2 separate regions of the Homo sapiens genome follow, and region 1 is linked to region 2. The links are chromatin loops, found by intact Hi-C in ENCODE. Cell type or tissue: CD14-positive monocyte. All regions are shown on one strand. Links, peaks and the distances in the headings refer to the core of each region. The heading gives the core; the rest is flanking DNA. Region 1 overlaps LOC105377161 (a long non-coding RNA gene). Region 2 overlaps LOC105377161 (a long non-coding RNA gene).

Evidence for each region. A loop is a pair of places that touch in the nucleus more often than their neighbours do. Peaks named below come from ENCODE experiments on the same cell type or tissue, not always from the same donor. Only the 100,000 strongest peaks of a DNase experiment are listed, where the experiment ranks them.
Region 1: it touches region 2 in a loop (2.0-fold over the local background); 4 of 110 quality-filtered maps call a loop at or near these places.

What each region holds. Positions count from the first base shown.
Region 1 is chr3:72,646,854-72,662,448 of GRCh38, reverse strand. It overlaps LOC105377161 (a long non-coding RNA gene), which reads left to right. Exons shown (of 11, transcript XR_940962.3): 6 at 14,603-14,698; 7 at 15,395-15,490. Among named protein-coding and RNA genes, the nearest start is that of SHQ1, 190 kb to the left of the region's middle. In CD14-positive monocyte, for the core only: CTCF peaks have their summits at 6,270 and 6,470 (motif pointing right); no DNase peak of the experiment used is centred there; H3K4me3 peaks cover 614 bases; H3K27me3 peaks cover 2,073 bases.
Region 2 is chr3:72,585,961-72,601,555 of GRCh38, reverse strand. All of the region lies in intron 10 of LOC105377161 (a long non-coding RNA gene), which reads left to right. Among named protein-coding and RNA genes, the nearest start is that of RYBP, 150 kb to the right of the region's middle. RefSeq lists an enhancer at 10,169-10,996. In CD14-positive monocyte, for the core only: no CTCF peak of the experiment used is centred there; a DNase peak (open chromatin) is centred at 7,315; H3K27ac peaks cover 1,642 bases.

The sequences.
Region 1 (15,595 bases), core at 3,622-8,621, 62 kb before region 2:
GAAGGCTTTTGTCCTGCCCATTGTTGTGGGGTGGGCATGATGGGGGGAGGGTGTTAGCCATGGGACATGTCACTGCAAACTGGATGATTATTGAGGTCTGGTGGTCCTTGCCAGACAAGAGAGATGATTTGGTTGTGACTGAAGAAATCCCAAGCTCCTTGGAGCAAACCTAGTGGAGCCTGTGATTTTCATTCTCCCACTGTGCTGCCCGGGAGTAAATGCAGTCCTTGCTTTATTTCCCTACGGAGTAACTGACTCGTTTCTTGCTGAGCAGGCTGGGGATAGCAGTTGGGGGAGAGAGGTTTTTAGGATGCAGCAGAGAAATTTGATGAGTACAGAAGTATGGTGTGAACCCACCATTAAATGCCCCAAATGTTACTCTACCCCATTATCTTAGGCGGTTCTATTCTTTGCAACCAAACGTGGCCTACAACACATCAACACAATAGTCTTCTATTGCTTTCCCTCCCTTCCCTCTTGAATTTCTATAGGTAGCAGAAATCCAATCTTACTACCCAGGAGTCCTGGGAATATCATATCCAAATTTACACTGCGGCCCAATCAAAATCCATCATGCCTAGGGGTTTAGCAATGGGGCTTTGTATATTCATAAGTCATTAGAGAAACAACCAACTTACATTCCACTATTATGAGAGTTTCTTATAAAAGGGGTTGGCTATCCCTTTGTCCCCTTCACCTAATCCCTTTCTCCTTTTTAATTCCACCTGGTTGAACCACCTCTATTTGCCAGGCATTTCCCCTTCAGTTAATAGTATCCATTGTGCAGGCTTTACTCATGTTTTCGATATGCCAGCCATTGTGCAAAATGATTTGCAGGTAGCACGCTGTTCAATTGTCACAGGCCCCTTCATTGCAGCTACTAATGACGATTCCCATTTTACAGATGGGGAAATTGAGAGGCTAAGTCATCCATCTGACTCCATAGCCTGAAATTTTTTGGCCACTCTGCTTTACTACTGCTCTGGCTTCCCTGGGTTTCCTTCTGCCATTTTCAGTAACTAGGGGAGAGAAGGTCCAGGTGTCCTGCCTGGCAGCAGGGCCCCCGGAACTTGGCTCTTTTCTGGCCTCCTTTCCAGCTAGCACAGCTGCCAATCTGGAACACAGCCCTTTCCAAGAAAGCCCAGGAGAGAAGCCAAATGTTGACTCACCTGCCAGACTCGGGGATGCTGCTGCCAAGATGCCTCAGGGCCTGTGCAGGAGGGCTGGCAGGGCTGGCCCATTGTGGGGCCTGGCAGGGGCAGCTTCAAAGGGCCAGGCCTTCTTTCCTGAGTGCTTCAGGTTCCAGAGGCTAAAGAGATCCAGATGGGTTCCTCCCCTCCTCCTTCTGCCCCATCCTTCAGCCCTGGAAGTTTCTGAAAGAGAATGTCTCCTCTACATCTCCCCTTGGGTGGCAGGCAAAATTCTAAGGAAGCACGCAAGACTTTCTGCCGTCTCACCCCACCCCACTGTGTGTACCCTGCTTAATCCCCAGACCTGTGAATATGCTGGATTTTGCTCCCATGATTAGGTGATGTCCTATGGCACACTTGATCCTAAGAAGGGGAGATTATTCAAGGAGGCCTGATCTAATCCTAGAGTTTTCTCTGACTGGTGGCAGAAGAGGAAGTGAGAAGTTGGAAGCAGGAGAAGAATTTGACCCAGGCTTTCTGGCTTGAAGTTGAAAGGAGTCCTGCAGTAAGGACTATGGGAAGCTTCTGGAAGCTAAGAGTGGCCCATAGCTGACAGCCACCAAGGGAACAGGGAGCTTGGGCCCACGCATGCAAGGAACAGAGTCTTCCAACACAGAGAATACATTTGCAATGAGATGCTTCCTCAGAGCGTTCACACAGGACCCTAGGCCAGCTACCACCTGATTTCAGCCTTCTGATAACCTGCCCAGAGAACTCAGTTGAGTCTACCTGGACTACTGACTTCCAGAACTATGAGCTAATACATGGGCATTGTTTTAGCTGCAAAGTGTGGGGTAATCTGTTATCCAGTCACAGAAAATGAGTGTACTTCAGATATGTAACAGGCATTTCAAACCCTACATGTCCAGCTATTCCCCACTTGAGTCTTCCCCAGGTGGTCAGTGGTAGCTTTATTCTTCTTGGCATAGGCCCCAAATCTTCAAGTCGGTCTTGCCTCCTCTCCTTCTTGTAACTCTTTGTTGAATTCATCAGCAAGTTCTTTTCACTCTCCCTTCATACTGTCTCCAGACTCTGACTACTCACCACCCCCGATGACCTGTTCCTTCTCTTTTCTGCCCTGACAGCACAGTAGTTCATTACTGAAATGGCCAAGTCCTTGCCCCTCCCTGGCAGGAGGCAAGGACACTCCTGGATGATGGTTGGCTGGCCTCCTCTTCAGCTTCTGTACCCAACCCATTGGGGTGGCTGATAAATTCAAACACAGACACAAAGCAGAGGGTGGCAGAAGAAGGGGGCTCCCATGTGGAGGCCTAATGGGGAGCAGCAGACATTTGAGTTCTGGCTACCCTTGGGCTTGGTAGGCTCACAGAGCCGGCTGCCTGGCATGTTTCCAGATATAACACAGTTGTCACCCAGGAGGAGTTCCCAAGCCTCCTTCAGAATCAATTATGTTCAGGAGTCATGCTGTGGAATACTTTCTGGGGATCAGGATTTTATTTATTGTTCAAGGTTTTGAGCCAAGAGTGAAAAATTGTTGTTGATGATGATGGGGGAATTCCCAGGAGGCCCAGAAGAACTCACAGGCAACCAGCCTCCTGGAGTCACTAAGATGAATGGCTGTCAAGTCAGCCAGAGTGCGAGGCCAGCTTGTCCTTCCTCGATGGCTTTTCTGGGCTCTCAGTCTCTTCAGTGAGGATCAGAGAAGATACATTTTCTTGTTTGGTCAAACCTTTAGCACAGTACTGGGCGTACGGTAAGTTCTCATCAGATGGTGGTGGTTATGACTGATATATTGACTGTAATTTACTTCTAAACATAAAGCATATTTCATACACCATGTCTCTGTGCACATGTATGCATGGGGTGTGTGTGTATGTGTTAGCTTTCATCTACATTGTAGGGGCTGTTAACATTCGAAAGATCACAACCCCACACTCCAGAGGAAGGTACCATAAGTGCTTCAATTATCTGTCCTAGCTCAGCATCCATGGGTGTGTTAATTAGCATAATGGATTTCTAAAATGGTTTTTCATTGATGAAAAGAATGGCGTTCAAGAATGGTAGATGGCTGGAAATGTTTCATAGTGCGTTTGCCTTGCCTGAAGACATTATAAATAAGTCTAGCCAGACCAGTTGCTTATTCTTTTAGAAAGGCTCCAGCCTTGGAAGTCCAAACAGTCCTATGTCTATATATTAAAGGGTTGATTTGATCACCTGCCTGACTAGGCTAGATACTGCGCTGACAATAGTGTCACGTGTGCCTTGACTACACTTTTTGTGAAAGAGGCTGTCGAAGTGTCTAAAGTGAGAGGGCTGACATGTCCCCGGGTTAACAGAATGGGTGGTGTGGCTGTTTATGTGCCTGCTTGCTGGCCTTGAAACCAGTTAGCAAAATGTGGAATTTGGTCTGAGACAGACTGTCTTTGTAACATACTATCTGATTAGGTGATCGGGGGAGGTAGCTTGTAGCCTTCATGGACTTCTTACCTATTGCAGGAAGCCATCATGATCAAACACCTAGTAGTTTGAATAGCCAAATTGCTTAGGCTAGTTTGCAACAACTACTTTAAAATAAGTAAGATAATTACAACTGGAACGAGGAATAACTGGTTTCCTTTAGCTTAGAAAAGACATGTTACAACAAGAAGTCAGGAAAGTATGAGTATAAACCTCTGTATAGCATGTCCTGGGGTGAGTTCTGGTGCCATTTTAGATGATGGTCAATCTTGAAATGTGTGTGTGTGTGTGTAGACAAACAGATGAGCAGGTAGATGATAGGAGAAGAGGAAGGTGAATGGAGAATTACAATTCTATTTTTCTCTCAAGAAAAGAAACGCCATGGAACCTTCTAGAAGTGGTGTGGCTGAATGTGATAAGCTGGAGTTTGGACCTCAGACCAGGATTCGGATGCTGCCTCTCTTTCTTTCTAAGGGGCCTCAGGCTAGCTTCTTAAGTTCTCTGAGTCCACTTTGTCATCTACAAAATGGGTATTGGAATACTTCCCTTGAGTTGTGATTAAAGTAACTGGCCTTGAAACCACTTAGCAAAACGTCAGGCACAAAGTGAGCCTTCAATAAATAATTTCCTCCCGGAATATTTACAGAGCATTAGGACTCTGCACACAGTATCTGGGTTATAGTAGCAAATAAGGCATATAGATTCCTAGAGCTCACAAACTCACAGTGATGATGAACTTCATTAAGGAGACACACGAGGACCCCCTGGCGTGTTTGTTAAAAAGGCAGATTCTAAGTATCAAGACCTCCTGAATCTGAGGATAAGTGGGTGGGGCCAGGAACCCATTTATAATAAGCTCTGCAGGTGATCGAATGGGCGGCCAGGTTGGGGAACCACTGACTTAACCACTGTAATTCTCTACTGAAGCCTTGGTTTGGCAATGCTCCAGTCTCCCTTCAAAGGCTCTTCAGTCATGAGTTTGAACTGACTGCACCCACAGTGATGGGAAGTGCTGCCCTCTTCCTACCCTGAACCGCTCCACTGCAGGGGGTGGGGCAGAGAGAGTTACCCCTTGTCTTGCTTATTTTATAGGCAGTGCTCATACATCATTATCAGAAACTTCAAAGACTTCACTGAGCATCGAATTGACAGGCTACAACTTGAATTATGAAGTCTTCAGTAGCTAAATCTCTAAACTTGGAAAGCCTCTGCTCCTCAGATCATCACCTAAAAACAATGAACATCTAGTCTGGAGACTGCTATTGTCTGCATGTGACTTAGGAACCATTTTTTTCTGTTCTTCCCCTCCTTAGAATAATATATCATATATACATACCAGTAGAAAATTCAGGTAATATAGTACTGGCACAGAAAATAAAAAATAGTAATCCAGCCCTCCTGAGATAATCACCATTAATATTATTTGGTATACTTCCTTCCAGTTTTTTTTTTTTTTTTTTTTGAGACAGAGTCTAGCTCTGTCACCGAGGCTGGAGTGCAGTGGCTCAATCTTGGCTCACTGCAACCTCCACCTCCCAAGTTCAAGCAATTCTCCTGCCTGAGCCTCCTGAGTAGCTGGGACTACAGGGGTACACCACCACACACAGCTAATTTTTGTGTTTTTTAGTAGAGACGGGGTTTCACCATGTTGGCCAGGCTGGTCTCAAATTCCTGACCTCAAGTGATCCGCCTGCCTTGGCCTCCCAAAGTGCTGGGATTACAGGCATAAGCCACCATGCCTGGCCTTCCTTTCAGTCTTTTTTCTTTGTATGTGAGTACATGTATTTTGTTGTTGTTGTTCATAAAATCAAGATCGTACCATAAGTGCTATTTTTTGAATTGCTCTTTTCATTTCATAACATGTTTTAAAGTAAAAAGTTAATATTTTTTAATGCAATTAAATATTCCTCTTTAACAGTGGTTTTTCACACTGGGATGGACGAAACCCTCAGGGTTCCTTAGATGTACCTACTGCTTACCTGGGGTGGGGAAAGGAGTTGGGTGGGGGGAGTTCCAGGCCCTAGAGCCCAGTTTTCATCACAGCAGTTCCACTCATATCAGGTTGTAACTGGAATACTATGTAGGATTCCATCAGAAACTTAAAAAATTTGTAAACTATTGCCCTAAATTATCATTAAAATGTTTTTAAACCATTTCTTTCCTTCTTTTTAAAAAACTTAAATGGAATGACTCTTTAAAAATTATAAAACAAATATTTGCTGATAGTTTTAAAAAGCTCAGGTTTTTATTATATATTTTTAAAAATGATATATGTTCTTTGTAAAAATGTCAGATACAGATTTGATGACAAACCTACCTTTACTTCCTCCTCCAAATACCCAAGGAGTCCAGCACTGCCCCACTGCCCACCTTTAGAGGGCTCAGCTCACAGAGAATACCCAGTTAAGCCAGGTGTGGTGGCCCACACTTGTAATCCCAGCACCTTCATATCCACTTCGGAAGGATCACTTGAGGCCAGGAGTTGGAGACCAGCCTGGGCAACATAGTGAGACCCCATGTCTATTAAAAGAAAAAAAACCCAGTTAAGATTTATGTCTCATTCCAGACTCTTCCCAGCATAGGGATTATTCCGTAGGTCGAGGTACCCCAGAAGCCAACCTGAGACTAGGATTTCGGTGCAAGTGTTTTATGTGGGAGGCAAGCTGACCACTGTCCTGGTTTGCCTGGGGCTGGGGGTTCCCAGGATGAGGTGTTTGCCCTCTGTCGGGAGATAATCCCAGGAAGCACTGATGGAGAAGTGGGGAAGTGAGATGGACAGGGCTGGGAAGCCTGTGATTAACAGGTTAGCCCCATGCACAGCTGAGCTCAGTCCTGTTTGGGACCTGTGGGGGGCGCTCTAGAACACCCTCCCCAAGGTGCTTTTTCTCCCGTAGGGCGTCCCTGCCTGGTTGCAGGCTCCCCCTGACTTCAGGCCTGCCCACCTCCTGCAGTCCTAGAGAGGCCTGGGCAGAGAGCCCCAGGAGCACCAATGCCAAGAGGGTAGCGGCAGAGCGCCAGTAGCATCTGCTATGAGAGTATTTCTGTACATATATTTAAAAAAAATAAAAATAGGATCACTCCATTTTTGATTTACTGGCACCTTGATTTATGTAAGGTGTCTGAAGGAAAGACATTCTAGACCACAAATCTAATACGGCAGTCATTTCAAGGGTCCAGGCTTGGAATTGCCCTTGGGTTAATTATATCAGAGGCTGATCATGTAAATGACTAGCATTGGAATCGGATGAAATGGTATCACTACTACTTAAAACAAAAAACAAAAAACCTCCGATGAGTTCTCTGCTGGATTCAGTTCAAAATTGTCCGCTGAACCACTGGAAGAAACTAACAATGGAAGTCTAGTGATTCCAATTCTTCTAGCGCTTGCGGTCAGCCCAAGTCCCCGCAGGAGCCCACGTGCTAATCCCGGGTCCTGACAGCCATGGACGAGGCCCGGCGGTGCTCACGGGGGGCCAAGGGCTGCCCCGGTGCAGGAATTCAGGTGTGTGCGACCGCAGGCGGCGCCGGCCTCCCCGCTGCAAGGACAGCAGCTCCTTGATTGCTCTGTCTAAACAAGGGAGCGAAGGCATAAGTTCCTTTTGTCACCCCGTTTCCATGGTTATTTGACACGTGATCGTCTTTTTTGGCGTCCTCCCGGCAAAATCGCGGTAGGTTTGGCTAATACATTCCTGTCTGTGAAGGAATGGGAGGGGTCCAATTACCCTTCCGGAGAGCCTCGGGTTGTTCCACAGAACAATTTTGGAGGTGTATTTCTTCCCTAATGGGTTTAGGAACCCCAACCCTGATTTGTCAAAACGGATGCTGTTGAAAATTTGAACTCTGATAGGATTGAAGGCAATTTGATGATATAAAGGAATCATTTTTTTTTTAAGTTGCGTTCATGGTACTGTGTTTTAAAAGACCATTCTTAGCCTTTAGAAACACACACTGATATTTACAGATGAAATGATAGGATCTCTGAGATACGCTTCAAAATATGTGGTAGGGATGGGCCAAGCCGAATTTGCCATGGGTCCGAGAGTGTTTACGGTCCTGTTCTGTCTACTTATATATATATATATATGTTTGACGTTTTCTATAAATGCAAACATTTTTGTTAGTGTAAAAAGATGGTGGCTGAAAAGCAAATCTGCTTTTGTTTTCAAAGGTCATGATAAGGATTGAGTGAATGAATGTGGCTGCAGGATAAACTCTGAAATGTTGTAGGAGAGTAATATGCCAGAAAATTCTAACCTGTGGATAATGATGATGGAGGTGGTGGGAGTGTGTGTGTCGGGGGTGGGGGGGTGTGGGTCAGAGTTATTGCAGGGCAGCTCTTAGGGTCTCAGACAGAACTGTCCACCTATGACTAGGCAGGGTAGAATTTTGAGATATTAACCATACTCCAACCCCAATTTGTGAAGCCAGACAATTTGCCTGTATTGTATATGGGAAGAAAGGGTGCTACAGAATTCAGAGAATAGAAAGATTAAAGTTTTGGCTTTTTGTTTAATAAATTTTTCGTAGAGACAGGGTTTTCTTGTGTTGCCCAGGGTGGTCTTGAACTCCTGGGCTCAAGTGATCCTCCCACCTCAGCCTCCCAAACTGCTGGGATTACAGGCATGAGTCAGCATGCCTGGCCAGTTTTGGCATTTTGAATGTTAAAAGCTACTCTCCAGGCATAAGAAAAAGACTTAATTAGTGAGAGTCATTTTTTCCCTCCCTCCTGTTCCCCCAAAATGGTAGTTAGCTTTAGTTAAGCATTTATGATGGGCCAGGCACTGTTCTAAGCATTCCGCAAATATTGTCTTTTTAAATCCTCTAAGAAGCCCGTGAGATAATCAGTTTTACAGATGGAGAAATCGAGGCACAAACTGGTTAAGTAACTTGCCCAGAGTCCCATAACTCACCTGACTCCAGAGCTTAGCTAATCCCCGGATAGATGAGGGAAGACCAGCTTATCATGGGAGCTGTTGGCTGAGATGGTGGATCAGGGAGGCTAGGCGGAAAGGACCTGAGGAGTCCCAGTGTGGAAGGGAGAGCATGAACCGGGTATGGAAGACTCAAGGAAGCTGCAACCACCCTCGCCTCCCATGCCTGGGTGCTCCTGAGGGCCTCCAGAACTTGGACTCAACCTAAGGGAGACTCAAGGAAATTCTTAAATAACAGTGATTTTGTTTCTCCCACCTCCAGGATCAGGGACCTGATAAAGAAATTCACTTTAGTTGTCAAAAAACTGGAGAAATGTTCACTCATGGTTGAGTTTGCAGCCTGTGATTCTCCATGCATAACAGTGTGATGTGGTTTCTGCTGTTGTGATAAGGCATTCTAAAGGAATCAGGGTCCTGGTTAGAGTATTAGATTTTCAAGTCAAAGTAACCTAGGTTTGAACCCTAACTCTGTCAGTTAGTTGCTATGTGGCCTTGGTGGGAGCCTTAATTTCTTGTCAGCAAAGTAGGGATGAGAGTACTAACTGTGCCCACCAAACAGGGTGGTATAAGCATGAGATGAAAGCCCAGCTCACTGCCTGGCACAAGGAAGGCGGTTGCAGCTTCCTTGAGGCTTCCATACCCGGTTCATGCTCTCCCTTCCACGCTAGGACTCCTCGGGTCCTTTCCACCTAGACTCCCTGATCCACCATCTCAGCCAACAGCTCCCATGATAAGCTGGTCTTTTCTCATCTATCCAGGGATTAGCTAAGCACCCAGGCTCTGGAGTCAGGTGAGTTATGGGACTCTGGGCAAGTTACAAGTACATTGTAACCTGTGTGTCTCAATTCATTGGTGGTATAACAAGAACTGGTTTTATTGTTTCCAACTATTGCTCCTAACCCAGCTTCCATAACATTTTCCATGGCTAAACATCCTTAGTAGTAATTCAGCTGGATTCTGTAATTTACCAGTTCCTTTACTAAAACCATCACTTTAGTTTTTAAAGGCCCTGTCCTGCTCATTTTAATACTTCAGTCTATATTGCTGAAATGGGGGTGTAGTTAAAAAAAAAACCCATGAAAGAAAGAAAGAAAAAAGAAGAAAAAAGAAAGAAAGAAAGAAAAAGAGAAAGAGAAAGAAAAGAAAAGAAAAAGAACGCTTCAGTCTTACATTGGATAGAAAGCCTTTTCCTGCACTTGCCCTGGGGCACGCATGAACTATGATTCCTGGGGTGAGGAGGGGAAGTGAGGATGATTCTCTCATACCCTTTGCCCTCTCTCCTCCTTTTGTTGACTCCTCGAGGGTGGGGGCTGGCAGGAAGGAGAGGAAATGCCTCCCACATCTCTTGCCTGGACCTGCTGGTGAGGCTGTGGGCCTCTCTTTGGTGGCTTAGAGCTTTCATTGCTCCAGGGTTCTGTGGGCTTCATGTCGTTGGCCTTGCAAGGGGCTCACTTCTCAGCATCTCCCAGGGTGTTGTTGGTTCCTTCCTAGACCTGCCCACACCTCCTAGCTGACCCCACCATAATCCTCTCTGTGAGGATGTAGGGTCTTTGCTCTTCTATCTTCCATGGCCAACTTTGGGACCTCTGGGTTTGTATGAACTCCAACTGTACACTTCTGAAAAACTAGGGAACTAGACTGAGCTAGGGACTCTCTTTCTCATGGACTCCATTATGCCATCCCACCCCAATTTTATCATCTTCTTTCTGGTCACACAGAGGAAAGTCAGCAGGTCCTCCCATTAGGAAGTGAAATTCCAATCTTCTTTACCTATGGATACTGCTAGTCATTAGCAGGATACTCTCTGGGTCTCCTCTCCTTTCTTTGGAGGTCACAACACACTTTGTTATCAAAAGGAAAGGAGGAAGGAAAAGGCTTCTCTTCAAAAATACTGCACTATCCCAAAATATGAGGTCCTCTCTCCACAGTGCTGATGGTGGTGGTGGTGACAGTGATGGAGATAGTGCTGGAGGTGATGGTGGAAATAGTGATGATGGTGATGGTGATGAAGGCATTGACGGTGGTGGCTGGTGGAGATGGCGATGAGGGTAGTGGAGGTGGTGGTGGTAGAGGTGGTAATGATGGTGATGGTGGTGGATGTGATGGTATAGATGGTGGTGATGGTAGAGATGTTGATGATGGTGATGGTGTTGAAGGCATTGACTGTGGTGGCTGTGGTGGAGATGGTGATGAGGGTAGTGGAGGTAGTGGTGGTAGAGGTGGTAATGATGGTGATGGTAGATGTGATGACACAGGTGGCAGGGATGGTGGAGATGCTGCTGATGGTGATGGTGATGAAGGCATTGATGGTGGTGAGGGTAGTGGAGATGATGGTAGTAGGGGTGGATGTGATAATACAGATGGTGGTGATGGTAGAGATGTTGATGATGGTGATGGTGATGGTGGTGAAGGCATTGACGGTGGTGGCCATGGTGGAGATGGTGGTGAAGATAGCGGAGGTGATGGTAGTAGAGGTGGTAATTGTGGTAAGAGTGGTAGAAGTGATGGTGGAGGTGGTGATTCTCCTACAGTTACCCCAAATAAAGCCCTGAGGGAAGGTAGCTGGTCCTTTTGATTCTCAAGGGTCAGAGCTCTGAATTTGGAAGATGGGTATCCTTTGTCTTCAGCTCTGGGCCTTAGCAGAAATTTCAGAACAACAGGAAAAATCCCACTCAGCCATTAACACAGTCCAGTTACATTAGGTGTAGTGCTACCAATAAAAGTAATTCTTCCACAGTTCTTTTAAAGTGGTACTGAAAATATGGTAGCTTCTTGTTATTTCCTCAGCCAACAGAAGCTGAAGTACAACTACTACAGTGTAAAGGTCTATAACAGTTCTTGGCATTGGAAGAGAGTTCTTTATATCTGAAAACTTTCGAACTAGTGCTCTGACTGGGTTGCTCACAGTCTCTTCTTGGGCTGGGTGAGAGGTCTTTTGAACTTGGGGTATAAGCTGTTGTCCCAGAAGGAGCACAAGTGAATAAATGATCAATAAGAGGCTGAAACAAGAACTCTGGCCTTGCTAACTCTACAGTCTGGTCAATGGGATGAAGCAAGATGGAGGTGGTTACCTAGATGAGGAGGAAAGTTAGGCTCCTGGTTTTCTTTACTAGTGCCTTATGATGAGTTAATTTCTCTCTGTACAGCTAGGACTTCCTGTAGGCCAAGGTTTCTTGACCTTGGCACTATTGACATTTGGGGCTAGATAATTCTATGTTGGGGATTGGCTGGGGCGGGGCTGTGCTGTGCATTGTAGGATGTCTAGCAGCATCCCTGGCCTCTACCCATTAGATGCAAGTAGCACCCTCCCTACATTGTGACAACTTTACATGTTCCCAGACATTGCCAAATTTCCTTTGAGGGGATCCTTTGAGCACTGCCACTGTAGATCCTACCCAGGCCAAGGCTGCCCCTTCTCTGGGAAGGGTCTGGGTACTGATGCAGCAGATATGATTTTTATTTTATTTTATTTTTTGTAGAGATAGGATCTTATTTTGTTGCACAGGCTAGTCTTGAACTCTTGTCCTTAAGCAGTCCTCCTATCTCGGCCTCCCAAGGTGCTGAGATTACAGGAATGAGCCAGCCTAGGTTTGATGTTTTTGAGCCATGTATTCAAGTCATATAGCAAATTTAACTCTCTCACTCTCTCTCTCTCAATCTCTCTCTCTCTCTCTCTCTATATATATATATACACATGAGGTTTTTTTGTTTTGTTTTGTCTCTTTTGTTTTGAGATGGATTCTCGCTCTGTGGCCCAGGCTGGAGTGCAGTGGCACGATCTTGGCTCACAGTAGCCTCCACATCCTGGGATCAAGCGATTCTCATGCCTCAGCCTTCCAAGTAGCTGGGATTACAGGTGCCCGCCATCACTCCTGGCTAATTTTTGTATTTTCAGTAGAGATGGGGTTTCGCCGTATTGGCAAGACTGGTCTCAAACTCCTGAACTCAAGTGGTCTGCCTGCCTCAGCCTCCCAGAATGCTGGGATCACACGCATGAGCCACCATGCCTGGCCAACATTCTTTATATTTCTGTTCCCCATTTCTATAACTCATTTATATATATCACCCTTTGAGCCCTCATTCTTCCTGTTGGCATCTGTGGGGAAATGCTCTCTTTTTAAGTTTAAACTCAAGTCAATTCAGGATCCTTTTATTCTCTTTCCCTCCTGTACTGATCAAAGATTTACGGGGTTTCTGGCATTGGTGAGGGAGTGGTGGGAACTAATTTCTGATCTATGCCACTATCTTCTGAAATGTGTGATCCTTCTGGATGGTTCCTTGTGTGGGGGACTCTCGTATTGATTTCTGTGTCGTCTGAACCAATGGATATGTCTGTTCTCATCTTATTTGATTCCATTTGATTCCTTCCTTCCTCCTCTACTGACTTTATTCTGGTTTCTGTGACCCCATAGACCCCAGGTTTTCTTCCCACTTTACTAGCTATTCTTTCTTTGCCTCTGTGGCTAAATCTTCCTTCCCCTTATCTCCAAATATCAGAGCACCCTGGATTTCAGTCCAGAGCCCCATTTTCTTCCCTATCTAAACATTTCTCTTTAAATCCATGGCTTCAAATGTCATGCTTTTCCCATAACTCCCACATCTCTCCAGCAGTGACCCTGCCTTATGTCCCTCATCCTTATAGTCGACTGTCCACTTGATATTTCCGCTTGGATATCTTACTGATGCCTCAAACTTGACATGGTTAGAACCACTCTTGTTTTCTTTTCTCTAAACCCGCTCCTGCTCCCCAGTCTTCTCTATCTTAGAGAATAGTGTGCCATCAGCTCAGTTCCTCAAGCCAAAGATCATTTAATTATTTTCAGTCTTCATTTCCCTTCCCTAACACATTCCATCTAGCAAGATCTGACTTCGACTTTATCTCCAAAACAACATGAATCAGTTCACCGAATTTTCACTGCTACCACCTTGGTCCAATTAGCCATCATCTCTTGCTGACATTACCACAACAGCTACCTGACTGAAGTTTCCTTGCTTTTATTTTTGCTCTGATCATCCTACGAATCATTCCCCATGCAGCAGCCAGAATAAGCTTTACAAAATATAGAAATCATAAGATCATGTCACACTCCTACTTAAACTTTCTTTTTTTTTTTTTCCACTCTGTCGCCCAGGCTGGAGTGCAGTGATGCGATCTTGGCTCACTGCAACTTCTGCCTCCCAGGTTCAAGCAATTCTCCTGCCTCAGCCTCCTGAGTAGCTGTGATTACAGGTGCCCACCCCCACACCCGGCTCACTTTTGTATTATTAGTAGAGATGGGGTTTCACCATGTTGGCCAGCTGGCCTCAAACTCCTGACCTCAGGTGATCCACTCACCTCAGCCTCCCAAAGTGCTGGGATTACAGGCGTGAGCCACGGTGCCCGGCCACCTGCTTAAACCTGATTGCTCCTAATCACACTTCAGATAAAATCCTGACTGCTGGCTGGGTGCAGTGGCTCATTGGCACTTTGGGAGGTCAAGGCAGGAGGATCATTTGAGCCCAGGAGTTTGAGACCAGCCTGGGCAACATAGTGAGACCCTGTCTCTACGAAATTTTTAAAAATTAGCCAGATGTGGAGGCATGCACCTGTAGTCACAGCTACTTGGGAGGCCATGGTGGGAGGACCACTTGAGCCTAAGAGGTCAAAGCTACAGTGTGCCAGCCTAGGTAACGAAGTGAGACCCTGTCTCAAAAAAAAAAAAAAAAAGAAAGAAAGGAAGAAAGTTAGGAAAAAAGGAAGGAAGGGAGGGAGGAAGGAAAAGAAATCCATCCTCACTGCATATGCTGGCTTACAGGCCCAGCCTGATCAGCCCCTGTCAACCGCTCCAGCATCATCATCTACCACACCACCCTTTGCTCCATTGAACTTCGGCCACACTGGCTGTTTTAATGATCTACTGCGGCAAGACAAACCATCCTGAAACCTAGTGGCTTGAAACAGCAACTGTGGATTATTCCTCATGATTCTGTGAATTGGTGGAGCTCAGCTGGGAGGTTCATCTCTGTTCTACTCTGATGTTGGTGGAGGTGACTCGTGGCCTCATTTGGCCTGGACTTTTGCAGGAACTGGAGCAACCTCTCTCACATGGAGGACACCTGGACATCTCTTTCTCTCCACCTTGTCTCTGGATCCCTTTACATGCTGGCTCAGGAATCCAGGTGAGTGAAATTGGGAATTGCCAGACTTCTTAAGGCCTTAGCGTGGAGCTGAAATGTTACTACATCTGCATTCTACTGGTCAAAGCAAGTAACATGGTATAACCAGAGTCAAAGAGGTGGGGGGAGTGGCAAATAGACTAAGATGTGGCCATCCTGAATCTGCAGGCCTGACCTTCTTTCTGTTCCTTGCTCGTGACCAGTTCATTCCTTCCTTGGGACCCCTGCACCTGCTGCCCCTTGGCGGGGATTTTCTCCTCCTTGATCTCAGCATTGCCGGCATCGTCTCGTCATTCACATCTCAGCTCACATGCCATCTCTTAAGAGGTGACCATCCAATGAATAAAGTCACCAGTTACTATCATGTTACCCTTTAAATATTCTCTGCAGAGCATTACCACTCTGTTTGTTGGTTTGTTTATTTGCTTATCAGTTGTCTCTTTTCCCTGGAATGAAAACCCCATGATGGCAGGAACCTGGCTATTTTGTTTACACTGTATTATCTTTAGCCCCTACAACACCTGGTACAGAGCAGGCAGAGGCCCCCAGTTAATATGTGTTGAAATAAATAAATGATAGAGGCCTCTCTACCATTTGGAAGTGAAGAACCTGGGAATCACTCAGGTCTGGGTTCTTATTATTTGCTGTGTAACCCTGAGGACATTATCTAACTTCTTTGTGCTTCAATTTCTAAAACAGAGTGAGAATTAAGAGTGCCTACCTCATCCTCATGGGGGAGTTGTAAAGACCAATGAAAATGATCTATATCTAACTTATCAAATGATCTGGAACTTGGTAAGCCCTTATTATCATTTATTTTTAGATTTTATTTTTAATTGACACATAATCATATATATGTATAGGGTATAATGTGAGCTTTCATGGATATGTTCTGTAGGG
Region 2 (15,595 bases), core at 4,538-9,537:
ATGGGCATTCCTGTGGGAGTGGGGCCTTTCTCCTAGAATGTAAGCTCCAGGAGGGCAGGGACCATGTCCCCAGTCCATCCCTAAAGCCTGGTGTGGTGCCTGCACTCAGATATAGAGCAAAGAGTTGCTGAATGAATCAGTGAGCAGAGCTCTTGCAGCTGGTGTTCTGAGTGATTTCTCCAATGAAGGCTCACTTTATTTTCAGGCTGCTATAGACTCTGCTTCCTTAGCTTAGCTCCAGGCCAGCTGCAAAGACTCTCTAAGCTGGAGGCAGGAGGGGTGATTCTGTCCTGTGTAATCTTTTTAAGTGACTTCTTTGGAAAAGGCTTTGCATGCATTAAACACTGGGTTCGCAGAGTCTTAGGCATCTTTCAGAGGCAGTGTCAGGCAGCTGCTGCCAATAGGGACCACGCGAGGCTGGGTGAAAGATGGATGAGGGATTATCTCCTCTCTGTGGAGCCAAGGAGGGACAGAGCCGAGGGCTGCTACCGCACAGTCCTCAGAGTGACCAGGCCCCTCATGGTTTCCAGAAAACACTGAGTGTTCCTCCTTCTCCCTCAGGCACAGTGTGGCCTTGCAGTCAGGAACACAGATTTGATACCTAAATGCCTCAGCAACAACCCTACCACCTTCTCCTATTAGCTGTGTGACCCTGAGCAGGTTCTGTTCCCTCTCTGTGCCTCTGTCCTCTTCTCTGTGAGTTGAAACACTGACGGTGCTTCAGACTTAACGTTTTCACACGGGGTTCTGTTGTAAAGTCAGCTGGAAGTCCAAAGTACCCTTGAAAAATGCTCTAAATCACCCTTAAATTTGGTCTATGAGATTTTATATTATCTACAGCTCTTAGAGAAATTTCCAGGCCCACTAAAGGACCCAATGAGAAGTCTCTGTGCAAGTGTCTGGGAAGTCAAATCATTCAGTCTTCCAGACAATTACCATCCCCTGGCAGTGGCTGGTGGTGGAGTGAGGACTCCTCAGGTGTTCTTGCCTGAAGGCTTTTCTCCATGCTAGTTTCATAGCTTCTATAATCGTCATACATGTGAATAACTGTTTTGTTTGGAATTGGAAAGATCAAAGAAAGAGCGGTGTTGCATGGGCTGGGGGTGGAGTGGGAGTTAGAAAACTTGAAAGCCTCAGAAATTTGTCCCATAGATTAAATGAGATACTGCATGGTCCATGTGTAGGGCAGTGGTTGGCTCAAAGTAAGTGCTTGATAAAAGATAGGTTTGGGTCTAACATTATTGTTATTATTATGTCTTTGGAACCTCAATTCCACCTGGCCTATAATTATTTAGACAATGTAGTGGATGCTGTGAGCGCATCCCCTGCGCTCCACCCTTGGGTCCCTTTGCCGTTTTCAGAAAGGCCAGCTCTCACTCCGGCTAGCCTGCACCTGAGTCTCTGTCGAGGGGGCTGTCCTCAGGCTGCTGCAGCCAGTGGAGAGTGGAAGTGCCTGGGAATTTATGGTCTACTCAGCTCCCTCACCCTGATCTTCCCAGTGGGGACAGCTCTGAGGCTCAAGCCACACTGTCCCCAGCACTCCCCTGCAGGATGGAGACAAAAGTACCCTCTATTTGTCTCCTTGTTCCCCAGTTCTATCACCCCACTTCCTAATAAGTCACTTTCACACGAACCCTCATTTCCCACTCTGCTTCTGGGAACTCGGTCTAAGAAAGAGAGGTGCTGGGATTTTCCATATTGTGCGGATGGAAACCAATGTGAGGAATAGTGCAGAGAGGAGAATAGAGAAAAGAAGGAAACACTGGGAAAGAAAGGGACAGGGGGAATCAGAAAATGGGGTGGAGGTGACTTCAGGCATTATAGAAAGCACACCAACCCAGACCTGACAAATGGAGAAACTGAGAACTGAGGAAGAGGGGCTTGCCTGAGGGCTCATGACATTGCTAGACGCAGAACTTGGCTGGTACCTGGCTCGCAAAGGTGCCCGGTATGTATTTGTAGAATGAGTGAATTGAATGGATAAGTGGCCAGGACTGCAGTCCCGTCCCCTGAGCCAACAGGCTCAACTGAGGCTTCAGAGAACATTTTGCCCTGCAACATCTGCCACCCAGGTGCCTGACCTTCCCTGCAGATTAGTCTCTGGGTATCTGCTCCCTGCACACCTGGAGGCCTCTGGTTCTGGGGCGCCCCGGCCAAGGTCCCAGGGTGGGCACATCTATATGACCTTGTCATTGGCCCAAACACATGGGGAGGTTATCTCTTCTTCCTTCCTTCCTTTGCCACAAAGGCATTTCTCAGAGATAGCAGAGATCATCTGTCCTGAGCTCCTCAGACTTTCATCTGCACCCAAACCTCCCAGTTGTTCGAATGCAGATTCTGATCCAGTGGGTCTGGGTGGGACTGAGAATCTGTATTTTGAGCAAGCTCCCGGGTGAAGCAGGTGCTGCTCGTCCATGAACCACACTTCGCAAGGTTCTAGGAATGTGCCTTTGTTTGCCTCGCCCCCTGGTCTCCTTACCCACCCTTTAAGGCTCAGCTCGAATGTCACTTCCAATTCCCTCTTGAGTCTTCCTCATTTTTTTTTAACAGGAAGAAATCTTTTGCCATGTCACTTTTTCTGTGCCTCTTAGAACATTTAAGATATGCTCCTCATGGCATGGTTATTTACATCCTGGACTGTGAGCTCCTAAACGGGCTTTGTCTGATTTCATTTTGTAACCTTGCGGCACCTCTTTTGCTCTCTGGTACACTGTAGCGAATGGTCACTTGCCGGTGCCAGGCACTGGGCTCAGTCCCTAGTGAGCATTATCTGGATAATCCTCAAATAGTCTTGTGAGGTAGGTATGAGTATCCCGGGACTCAGAGAGGTGAGGTGAATTGCCTGAGGCCACATAGCTAGTAAGTAGCCAAACCCGTTAAATCTATCTGTCAAACCGGGCATGGTGGCACACACCTGTAGTCCCAGCTACTTGGGAGGCTGAGGCGGGAGGATCCCTTGGACTCAGGAGTTTGAGTCCTGTCTGGGCAACATAGCAAGACTCTGTCTCTAGAAAAATAATTTTAAAATATTAAAAAATCCAGTGATTAAAGCCCAAGCTCTTATGCATTTTATATTTGTTAAAGGAGTGAATAAGTAAACGAATAAATTAATAGATGGATGAATGCGTATTTCAGATGAAAAAATTGATTCTGTGTAAAGTGCTACACTTGAAAGCCCAGGAATGCACAGATTTTAATTTGAGATGGGACTGATTCTCCCCGAATCCCTCCTTCCTTTCAATCCCAAAATTTCCATGAAATTCTTATTCATAACTGAGACCCCACCCACAAAGAACAGGAAACTGACATATTCAGCCACAGCCATTACACTTCTCAACGCCCTCGGGTTTAGTCCCCAACATCTCATCTGTCACTAAATAGGATCTCCCTCCCCCAGAGTATGAAGGGAGAGCTCCCCGCCTCCTGGGGGTGGAGTGGGGGTGGGTGCTGGAAGGCAAAGCTGCCTTTTAGAAAAGCGCAGCGCTGATGTGGAACCAGGCAGCTGTTGGCCTTTATTTCACTGGAGCAGCTTACCTCAGATCATCTCCTCAATCACAGGCCCTTAAACAGCTTCTGACAATCAATTCATATCCCTGCTGCTGCTGCTACTGCTGGGAGGTGGAGGAAAAGAATTACCGTATTTGCCTGTGTATAAGCAGCAGCCTTCTGGTGGCCAGTGACTCCCTGGCATGAGCCAACCTGCTGCCCCGTGGGAGGACAGCACAGGCAAAGTAGCTGACATTGCATGGAGCCCTTGGCATGGGTCAGAGGCCCATGTAAGTCCTTTCAGGGCCTCATCTTGAATTTTCCCCACATTCCTGCCATTCTCCCTCACTCTGATTGGCACACTCCAGCCCCACTGGGCTTTCTCTATACCTAAAATAGACCAAGTTCCTTCATGCCCCAGGGCTTCTGTACTTGCTGCTCCTGTTGGCTGAACAGCTCTTCCCCAGATCTTTGTCTGCCAGGTTTCTCCCCTCCAACTGGGTATCAGATCCCAGGTTACCTTCACAGACAGCCCCCCCCCGACCACTTTGTCACGGGCAGCCTCCTCCTTCCTGCACCATTGTCCTGTTTTATTTTCTTCCGAATGCTTATCACTATTTGAAAGCCTGACTGTGTGTGGGTGCATGTGTGTGTTGGTCTGTATTTCCCCTTAGAATATAAACTCCATGAGTGCAGGGGCTTGTCTTGCTTACATCATCAGCTCCTACTACCATGCCTGGCAAATAGTAGTTGCTGCATGTGGCTTGCTGAGTGAATGAAGGCAGAGCCCCATAATGATCTCTATTGTGAAGGTAGGAAAGTTCAGAGAAGTTAAGTGACTTACCCAAAATCACACAGCAGATAGGCCAACCCAGATGTGTTTGATTGCAGAGAGAGAGAGGAGGTATGTAGTCAGGCTCCCTCCCTGTCTGGGAAGGAAGGAATTGTGCCCAGGGTACCTAAGCATGAGTCCTTGTTTTCCTTCTTATCCCATTTTCTCATCTGGTCCTGAAAGAGTAGGTGACATAGTGGCTCACGTTTAATGGCTTTCTATGTATTATCCTGTTTAGTGCCCCAAGATATTTTTATCCCCATTTTTTGCGCAACTGAGCCAAGGAGGCAGGTCACCTGCTGAACCACATCAAATATCAGCTTGTTAGTGGCCAAGAGCAGGGCTTGCCACCCCCTCCCTGCTTTTCCACGTCTAGGATTGTCTTTGTGGACCGAGCACTGTGGGGAAGCCAGATTATTCTTCTTAGGCCCAGCTTGCTAATGATGGGTGGTGGAGCAGGTGCTCTGCCCTAAAACAGGGGGCATGGGAATGGGGTGAGGGGTGAACAGAGTGTCTAGGGAGCCTGGGCTTAGATGGCAGGTCTGCTGCTCACAAGCTGTGTGAGTCTTCTCTCTGAGCTGCATTTTCTGCACAGCCTCACCTCGCAGGGTGGTGGTGAGGACTGAGTGAGATCAAGCATGGAAAGCTCAGCAAGTGCCCGGCACATGGAAAGCGCTCAGCAAACGGGAGGTGTGCTCAGACATCGGGCACATTGAAGCAGATTGCTGGACCCCTGGAATCACAGCATGGCAGGCTGGCTTCCTTGACTTCATTGCTGTGCCCCAGACCTCCTGGCCTCCTACTCATCCTCCAGGAATCCTCCTTCAGGGAGCTCCTGGGACCTGGGGTTAAGTGCCCCTTTCTGCTTCCAGGCTGAGCTTCTCCATTGGAGACATTTCACAACATCTGTCTGTCTTTTTTGTCTCCACCTTCCCTGCTCAGTCTATTCCTCCAAGCCAGCACCTGACACATACACAGTAGGCCCTCCATAAATATGTGGGTAAAGAATATCAGAAAAAGGGAACAGCTTGGGCAAAGGCAGAGAAGCATGAGGAGGCATGCGTATTTGGAAAAGCAAGCCATTTGGGTGGGAGGTGGGTGGGAAGGTGAGGCTGAAAAGGCATTTGGGACCAGCTCACAGGGGCAGCTGGAGACCTACGAAGGAGTCAGGACCTGATGCAGGGGAGAATGATGAGGAGGCCAGTGAGTAGTGCAGATCAGAGTTTAAGAAGGCTGTGTGAAGGAAGACTGTGGGAGTCGAGGGATGGAGGGGAATGAAGGAGAGTAGATAGGAAACTGTTGCCAGCCAGGGTGATATTCAAAATATTTAACTACTGGTACCAGATCAATGAGACAACTGGTAGGTCATGAGCATCAACCAATCAGAAGCGGCTGGGTCAGGGTCTTGGAGGCCCCTGCTGCACTCAGCATTAACCCTTCAGTGGCTAGCCTGTGGCAATCTGTGGGATTCAAAAGAGGGCCTGAGTGGCCTAGGTGGGGGAAGCCAGGGACTCAGGCCGGTGGATATTTACCAACAGGTGACGGAAATAGTGCAGTACTTTAACAACGATGGTGGCCATATCAGTGCACACATGCTGATGGTCAGCCCTGGCTGGTGCCCCAGTCACAGAAAGGAAGAAGCAGATGTCTGTGAGATTGTTCAGATAACATTGACAGGAGAGCGTGGTGACTGCTTTGGTTCCCATATTGTTATAAGAAACCTGCTTTGTTCAGAGCTCTTTAGGGTGGGTGGAAGGGTGTGATGTCACCCCTTGACCATGTTGGTTGTTTACTTCTGCCTCCTCAAATCCATGCCTCCTTTTCCTTTTTCTGGTACCAGCACCTCAGTCTTCTTTGGAGAAAAATTCTCCTCCTGCTTTTTTTTTTTTTTTTTTGCTCCTCACTGCAGCCTCGACCTTCCCAGGCTCAGGTGATCCTTCCACTTCAGCCTCCTGAGTAGCTGGGACTACAGGCGCACACCACTGGGCCCAGCTAATTTTTCTATTTTTTGTAGAGACAAGGTTTTGCTATGTTGCCCGGGCTGGTCTCGAACTCCTGGCCACTCAAGCTATCCTCCCACCTTGGCCTCCCAAAGTGCTGGGATAGCAGGCATGAACCACCGTGCCTGGCCATTCTCCTGTTTTTAGTCCATCTGGTTTCAGGGTGCAGTGTCACTCAGGTCTGGCCCATCAGCATTTCCATCCACTGGACAGAGCAACTGGTTCAGCAAGGGGGCTGTGATCTGGGTTGGCTCAGTGAGAGTCAACCCTAGGAATGTGATTGGAACTTCTGGCAGAAAGAAGCCACCTTTCTACTGAGACTGCTAAACTAGAGGATCTAAAGCTGGAGGGAACTTGCCTGAAAATGAAACCAACACAGATCAAAAAAGGGCTGAGCATCAGAATTCCTGACAAAAGAACTTAAGCCCCTGGATCCAGCAATGCCTGATGCCTACCCTTGACTTTTAAGTTACTTGAGGCAAAAAATTTGCTTTTTTTCCTGGAACCAGTTTGATTTGGGTCTTCTAATACTTACCAATCCAGTACTCTCCCTTGTGAATTAGGAACTGAGACATAAAGACTGAAGCCTATTTATATTGGCTTAAACTAAGAGGCCACAGAATGCCAGGTTGGAGTGGCCATGTGCTCACCTGAGCACAAATACCGGAGACACAGAGAGAGGTCGCAGAGAGGAACAAAAATGAGACAGAGATGGAACAGATGAAAAGATAGAGGGGGAGATGAGAGACCATGTGGCTTCAGAAAAAATAGGAAAAGCCTTTTCTCTACCCCTGGGGTCTTAGTGGTCTCTGCTTCTGAACCTAAAGGGAGCCTGGCTACATTTCCTGCCCTCGGTTCTTCCCCCAGCTCTCATATCTTCCCCAAAACTGGCCTCCTGGACTTGAATTAGTTTGAGTGGATTTCTTGCCTTCAAATAATTCACAACCAACACAGCAGCTGATTGGATAGGAGAGACAGGGAACAGAAATATACCAAGGATTACATCAGAGATTACATCATGGGGAGAGGAGAGGGAGGAACACAAGGTTGTGGGTGGGGGTGACCCGGAATTAAAGTCTGTTAAGGCCTTTTTATGTGCCTAAAGCCAAGCCTCCTACAAATACTGCAAATTCTTCTCTCCTGGAAACCAAAAGTCCATGCAGCTCAAACAACCAGAATCCCATGATCCTGCCCTGCATGGATGCTCAGAAGGTTGTTGGCCGGCACATGGCTGTATTTGTGCTGATCTGACCCTGGGGATTAAAGGTTTCACTTGCTCGTGCCCTCAGTCAGCGTGCTGGAGGGTTGCCATCCTCCTTTTGATGGCAACCCTTGCCTCCTCATTTCCATCTGCACCTGTCAATCTCACCACACTCACCAGCCTCTTCCTGGCCTCAGTCTCTCATGCCCTCCATCACTGGGTAAAGACCTAGTCACAGCCTCTGCTGCAGCCTTGTACATGTGCCCTGGGCACCACTGTTCCCACAGCCAGGGATGGTGTCCTTGTAGGTGCCTGTCATTCTCTGCCAGGGAGCTTGCTTTGGCCAGGAGCATGCCTGTGGGAGTGGGGTGGGCAGGCCAGGATGCTGGGGCATTGATGCCTCCAGGAGAGGCCCTGGACCAACACCAGACAGGGGTCTGTGGGCAAATACACCAGTTTCTTCATTCCTTAGGTGGGACAATTCTGACTCCTTTTCTAGACTATCTCAAGGTGTAGGGGAGCCCAGCCTAAGTTAAACTGATACATCCCTGCGTCCAGTCATTGTCATTTCTCACCTGGCTTCCTGTCTGGCTGCGCTCTAGTCCATTCTACAGCTGAAGGAGTTTTCTTTTCTTTTTTTTTTTTTTTGAGACAGAGTTTCGCTCTTTTGCCCAGGATGGAGTGCAATGGCACCATGATCTCGGCTCACTGCAAGCTCCGCCTCCCAGGTTCACGCCCTTCTCTTGCCTCAGCCTCCTGAGTAGCTGGGACTACAGGCACCCACCACCACGCCTGGCTAATTTCTTTGTATTTTTTTTAGTAGAGACGGGGTTTCACCATGTTAGCCAGCATGGTCCTGATCTCCTGACCTCGTGATCTGCCTGCCTCGGCCTCCCAGAGTGCTGGGATTACAGGCGTGAGCCATTGCGCCCGGCCAGGAGTTTTCTAAAATGCAAAATTGGCTGGGCGTGGTGGCTCATGCCTGTAATTCCAGCACTTTGGGAGGCTGAGGCGGGTGCATCACTTGAGCCAGGAGTTTGAGACCAACCTGGGCAACCTAGGGAGACCCCGTCTCTACTAAAAATACAAAAAAAATTAGCTGGGTGTGGTGGCATGCACCTGTCATCCCAACTACTCGAGAGGCTGAGGCACAAGAATCGCTTGAACCCAGGAGGCGGAAGTTGCAGTGAGCCGAGATCATACCACTGCACTCCAGCCTGGGTGACAGAGCGAGTCTCCGTCTCAAAAATACATAAGTAAATTAATTTAAAAATAATAAAATAAAATGCAAAATTAATCATTTCCCTCCTCTGCTCCCTATTGCTTTTAGGCAGTGTTTGAACCCCTTACATGGATGACAAAACACCCTGTTAGTCCCTTAGCAGGGTTGCTCGGCCAGCTGTCTCCTCCATCCCCTGCTCCCTTCTCTCACACACAACTCCAGCCATATGCAATCATCGGAAATTGTCCTACGTGCAATGCTTGCCTTCAACCCAGGCCATTGCTGTGCTGTTCCCATCTCCTGGAATCTTCTCCCCCTTTCTCCTTTCCCAGTACCTTGGCCCATCCCATGCTGACTTCTGTCTTCAGGCCTCCTTCCTCTAGAAAGCCTTCCTGACCTCAGGCAGGGTTAGAGTCCATCTCTCCTTGCATCCACAGAACTTTACTCTTGCCCTCCTCACCCTGGGGCAGAGCTGTCTCCTTATCTGCCCTTCCTTCTTGAGCCGTGGCTTTCAGCCCTGGTTGCACGTTAGAAACATGTGGAAGCCTTTACAAAATGCAGATACCTTGGCCCCACCATGGACTAATCACATCGGAATCTCTGCGGGTGGGGCCTAGTATAGGCTTTTCTTAAAAGCTCCCCGAGTGATCCCAATGTGCAAAACCACATTCTGATAGTATGATCTCACGAAGGCAGAGGCTGGGTTTTATTTATTTCATCTTCAGTTCCTGGTACATAGTAGGAGGTCCCTGATAAATGTTGGCTGTGGATATGAATGACAGCTACTGACATGCTGTCATCCTTCTGTGTCAGGTGCTGTTCCAAAGCAATCAATGAATAAACGAAAGAATAAATAAGTGAGTGAATGAATGTATCAGTGAATGAATGAATGAATGAATAAAAGGCCCACCCACATGCAGCTGGGAACTAGAGGCTCCAAAAAAATGTCTGTCCCTCGAGATGTCTAATTGTCTAAAGGCAGTGAATAGCCTCTTGCCAAACTCCTAGCAGAGATTAAGTAGTCATCCAGCCCTGGGGCACGACCGTGGGTGGTCACTGCTGAGCTGCCAAGTCACCAGCAAGCAGGAGCAGCGGCAGCCACAAAACTGGAAACTGGAGTTGGGAGATGGGGGCTGGGAATTCAGCTAGGAAGGAGCCAACGGGCTCCTTATTTAGGAAGGAATTTGTTTTGGTGTTGCGGGTGCGGGGGTTAAAATTCATTGTTTCTGAGGTTGCTGTGAAGAGTTGGGTCCAACCCAGCAGCATGGGGTTGGAGCAGGGTAATTGGAGGTTGCAGGGCCTGGATTTGCAGCTCTCCTCCCAATGAAAATACACTGGAAAGCAAAACAGAGAGGCTGGAAAATCGTCTCCCAGCGTCACCGGCAAGAATGAAAATATATGGCTTAATAAAAATGGCTGATTCAATTTCAAACAAGTGGCTCATACCCACCTCTAAATAGCTGCTGTTAAAATGCAGACTATAGCCCTGTTTTAAATGAGGCCTAAGGTAGGGAGGAAAAAGGCCTCTCTGCAGGGAGGGGCATGGATCTTTGCTGAGGCCTATTTCAGTCTGAAGTTTTTAAATGGAGTCAAATCAAGGTATTGATGTTGCTTTAATTTTTTTTCCTGTCCGCACAAAGTAGGCTCTAAATGGCATTAGCTGTAATGAGGTAACCCTCTATGCTCCCCGGGGTGGGCACCTGAGCAGGGGCCCCCACAGGACTGCCTGCCGCCCTGGGGTGCTTCACGGGGAAGGGCCACCTCCCTTTGTTCTGTCTCCATGGCCAGAATGAACCCAGGCGGAGTCCAGTGGCATTCAGAGCTGCCCCCAACCCAGCTGCCAGTTCCCTGTTATCTGAATTGAAGAGGTCAGAGGTTAAGTGAGAGATCAGAGTCCCCGGGTCAGGGAAAGAAAAACAAATCCCCGGGGCCTCCGCTGTGCTCTTGAAGCGTGTAGGCCGTGCCCTCCGGTGCAGATGGGGGAATATTTTATACCAGGCCCTGTCCTTTTCTGTTACCATGTAAATTGACTGACTTTTTTTCTTTAACCGAGTTAGGGGAATTTCATGGAGGGGAAAAAAAGGATTGCATGGGCATTTGAATTTTTGCTGAAGACCAAGAGTAGCAACTCCAGTTCTGGCCTCAGCTTCATGACAGGAAGCCGTCGTTGACTGTGGGCCTGTTTTCCTCTTTTCAAACAAGTCCAAGAGGTGATAAGGTAAAAAGGGGTCGAGACACTCATGAATGTATTCAGAAACTAGGTGATCGCACCTGCTATCATGGAGAAGGGAGGCACATTTAAAAGCTTGTTATTGGCTTGGCATGGTGGCTCACGCCTGTAATCCCAGCACTTTGGGAAGCCGAGGCAGGCGGATCATCTGAGGTCAGGAGTTTGAGGCAAGTCTGGCCAACATGGTGAAACCCTGTCTCTACTAAAAATAAAAAAATTAGCCAGGCGTGGTGGTGTTCACCTGTAGTCCCAGCTACTCAGGAGGCTGAGGCAAGAGAATCGCTTGTACCCAGGAGGCCAAAGTTGCAGTGAGCCGAGATCACGCCACTGCACTCCAGCCTGGGCAATAGAGTGAGACTCAGTCTCAAAAACACAAACAAAGAAAAAAAGCCTTGTTATTCTGTGGGTCTAAGAAGCTCCTCATCGTTCAGGCTCCTCAATCAGGAAGCAGTTTTGGATTCTTTACTGGGTTCTTAGCCCTGTGCAAAGAGCTGTAAGGGTTACTGGAGGTTAAGATAAGATAATGCCTCTCAAGGGGCATTTTATGTTGTTTTAGAGCCAGAAAGACTTCAGTTCATCCTGGCTCTGATAGTTCCTAGCCATGTGACCTTGGACTGACTCCTCGAAGCCTCTGTTTACTTATCTGTAATATGGGCGTAGTAGGCCCTCCGTCCTCACCACTTCAGTGTACTCTGGCACCTCCATTTCTTCCCCTGGGGGCTTTCTCAGGCTGCCGATGCCCACTTTGCCTGCCCTTGCAGGTGCCAGCAGTGCCCAGGAATTAGTGCCATTCCCACCTACACACAGCCCTCAACCAGCGTCTGGTGGGAATTGGTGAATAAGCACCCCAACTCCTTCACCCCCTGGGTACGGTGATTCTGAGACGCATTCTATGCCACTTCTCAGAATTTCCCCAGCGGGATTTGGCTCTGGTTTTCCCCCAGGGTGAACTTGACTGATAATACACCCTCCCTTCCATGACCTCCCCACTGACCTGCCCATGTTTCTTTAAACTGCCAAGTAAACCAGGTGCTCTGAGTCCCTGTCTCAGGGTTACTTCCTCCGGGACTAAGACAATGGGATCATGAGAAGAAGAAGAAGGATGGTTGTGAGGATATTGCAATTGCTGAACAGTGTGAGAGCATAGAGACTGCTTGGCACAGGATATGTCCTCAAATCAGTGATAACTATCATTCATAAGACTCAAAATGTACCTGAGAGACGACAGCGCTTTACATTGAGAAAGCAAAGCTGCACAGGATTGAGTAGTTGAGGCAACAGGCAATGTAGATATTAAGAGGAGAAAGGGGAGAGCTGAAAAGGAGAAACACTTACGTTAGGCCCCACGAAGAAAGCAGGGAAGCGACTGAGTTACACAGCCACATCCACGGGCACTGGAAGAGCACCTGGCTCACCAAGGGTCCTCAGCGCTCCCTTTTAAGCTTTCAACACCCCTTGATGCTCCCCTCTTAGCATTGAGTCAAAGCTGGAATTCAATAACTATTTGAGGCTGGGCATGGTGGCTCACACCTGTAATCCCAGCTCTTTGGGAGGCCAAGGAGGGTGGATCACCTGAGGTCAGGAGTTTGAGACCAGCCTGGCCAACATGGTGAAACCCCATATCTACTAAAAATACAAAAATTAGCTGGGCGTGGTGGTGGGCACCTGTAATCCCAGCTACTTGGGAGGCTGAGGCAGGGGATTGCTTGAACGCAGGAGGCAGAGGTTGCAGTGAGCTGAGATTGCTCCACTGCACTCCAGCCTGGGTGACAGAGCAAGACTCTGTCTCAAAAAATAATAATAATAATTAATAAATAAATAACTGAAAATTTGGCAAGTTTGAATAACATTCGTCTTTCTTGCACAATTTTAAGATTCTGAAGCGGAGGACAGGCTGTGTCTGTTCAGCATTGTATCCCCAATGCCCAACACACAGCCTAGTATATGTTAGGTCTACAATAGATGAGGAAACAGATACGTGAATGAATGACTGTCAAAGGAAGGGACAGGCATAGTTAAGAGCTAAGCCGAGCTAGTCTCGGAGCAGGTTGGAGCAGGCCAGCTGAAAGTCCTAGTGAAGGGCTTGGTTTGGCAGGAATGGAAAAAGGAAGAATTGTAAAAAGGGAGGCTCAGGACAGGTTTCGGAGGGCTTTGGGTGCTGAGTTAGGAGTCTGGGCTTTTATTCCAACAGTAATTGGGAGCCATCAAAGGGCCTTGAGCTAGGAGGGAGATGACATGGTAGAAAAAGGATTTTGCTTTGTTTTTTTAAGAAGACTCTTCTGGCACTTTCCTTGGCTGTGATAAAGAGTTTTGATATCCCCTAATGCCAGTGGGTTTCTGGGAACTTGAATGAGATAATATATCGGCAGTGCCTAGCACAGTGCCTGGCATCTACTCATAGGATGCACCCAATAAATGCTAGTTACTGTTCTTGTATGAAGTGTAAATAAAATACTTTATTAGTGTTTTACAAAAGAGATTGTAAATAGAGAAGAGCAGAAGGCCATAGCCTGAGACCAGAGGAAAGTGGTCACCTACACCAGGGAAGGAGCGGCTGGAGAGAAGGAAGGTGTTGTGGACACTGTAGTGTGCTGCCTAGATCCCCTTTTGGGGAGGGACTGATTCCCCCAGCTGCTGGCAACACTGTTGGAATGAATGGCCCGTGGCTAAATAACACCACCTTGCCCAAAGCCTTGCCTACTTCCAGGGAGCCCACCCCCAGCGACTGATCAACCGGGTGTGTAAAGACCTGATTCTTTTGCTCCAACTCAGTGCCCCGAATGCCTGTCCCTGTGGAGCTGGCTGAGGCCTTTGCTGAGACTATTTCACAATTCAGCTTCTCCCTCCCAGTCCTGCTTCCCTCTGCTCCCTCCACGGAGTGATGCTGAGAGCACTCCCTGATCATCTCCATCTTAGAGACAGCTTACCAGGGGAGTCAACCTGCAGCAGGAGAGCTAGGTAGAACAGCGCCATGGAGACCTAGGCAGGAGAGCTGTCTAGAGGGAGGAGGTGAGTGAGAAGACCATATTGAAATGGGAAAAGTTCCCTTGTCCCCTTCACAGGGTGTGTGTGGCTCGCTTCTTCAGTGCCCCGCTGCTCAAACCTCTAGGGGGAGCAGGCAGATGGGCAGGCTGTGGGGCTCCCATCCCAAGGCAGCATCTAGGGGTGAATACTTATAGCTCCTGAAGCCCCAGTGGGCATGTGTTATGGGGTGCTCTTTTAGTTTTGCCATTTGTAGGTGGCTTGTGTTAGTCAGCTCTATTAGACTCCCTGCCTTATCACAAGGACAGAGGGCTTTCTGTATCCCAGGGTTTCTTGCTTTGGTGTACTGGAAGAATCGGATCACATGTGGGCTTGGAGAATGAATGCAAGGTTTTATTGAGTGGAAGTAGCTCTCAGCAGATGGGGGAGCTGAAGGGAGATGGAATGGAAAGGTGGTTTTCCCCTAGAGTCAGGCCGCTCAGCAGTGGGGCTCCCCTCCAACTGCCCCAGCCAAACTCCATGTTGTTGTGCTGGTCGATGGCCTGCCAGCCTGCAGGTGCCTGCCAGTGTGCTCCTGACGTCCAGCTGCTTGTGTGTTCTTCGGCTGGTGTGTTCTGCTCAATGGCTCAGCTACTTCTTGTGTGCATACCCACTAAGGTCTCCGGTTTATTTACAGCACAGGATCAGGGTGTGGCCGACCAGGGTGGCCTTGGGAAATGCAACATTTGTGCATGAAGGCAGGAGTGCCTGTCTTCACCTAGGTCCATAGGCTCGGGGGTGGAGCCGTAGCCAGGCACCATGCCCTTCCCTTCCCAGCACTTCTCTGCCCATCTTCCATATCAAAATGGTGCCATGAGAGCAGGAGAACAAGATCTGAGAAAAGGCCTCTGGATTCAGCAACTAGGAAGCCGGCATGAGCCCAGTGCATTCAATGAGTCCAATTAATGGCAGAGGCTGAAAAGGTGATGCTGGAGTGAAACAAAGACCACAGGTGCAGAGAGTCTAGAAATTAGGCTAGGAAAGAAGACAAACTGTGAGAAGACAGCCTGAGAGGTGCCCGGGTCCTGTCACGCAGCCTCTGGATCTGGCTTATTTTGTTAAAAACAACCAAGGATTCCCATCAGAAAACCCTCCGACCACATGTTCAAGAGACACCAAATATCTCTTTAACCGTGAGACTTTAAAAGGGCAATTTGTTTTTTGAGGATCTAGAATGCAAGCCTTAGGGATGTCATTTCCCCAGCACTGAAAACACTGCAGCAATCTCGATACTGGGCATTTTTGTAAAATGAGAATCACTGTCCACCCTGCTAAGCCTCTCGCACTCTCCCTCGTCCTCCAAGGACTCTTCAGGGTCTGCTCTTTGAACCCCAGTCCTATGCCTCTTCCCTTTTGGCCTCCTTTGGCACAGATTATTTCAACAAATAGTTATTGAAACCAACAAAATGACATCAAGTCAAAAGCAGCTCATTGAAATTCTTTTCCTCCTCTACTTCCACCCCCACTCCCCAGGCTGGGACAAAGAAAGCGTGGAATATATTCAGAGCCCACCAGCTCTCAGACAAAACTGGCCTCCCCAATTTCCTGGTGGACTGTGGCTGATTCCCACCCTAGTGCTGTGTCCCCCACCTCTTCCAGGGCC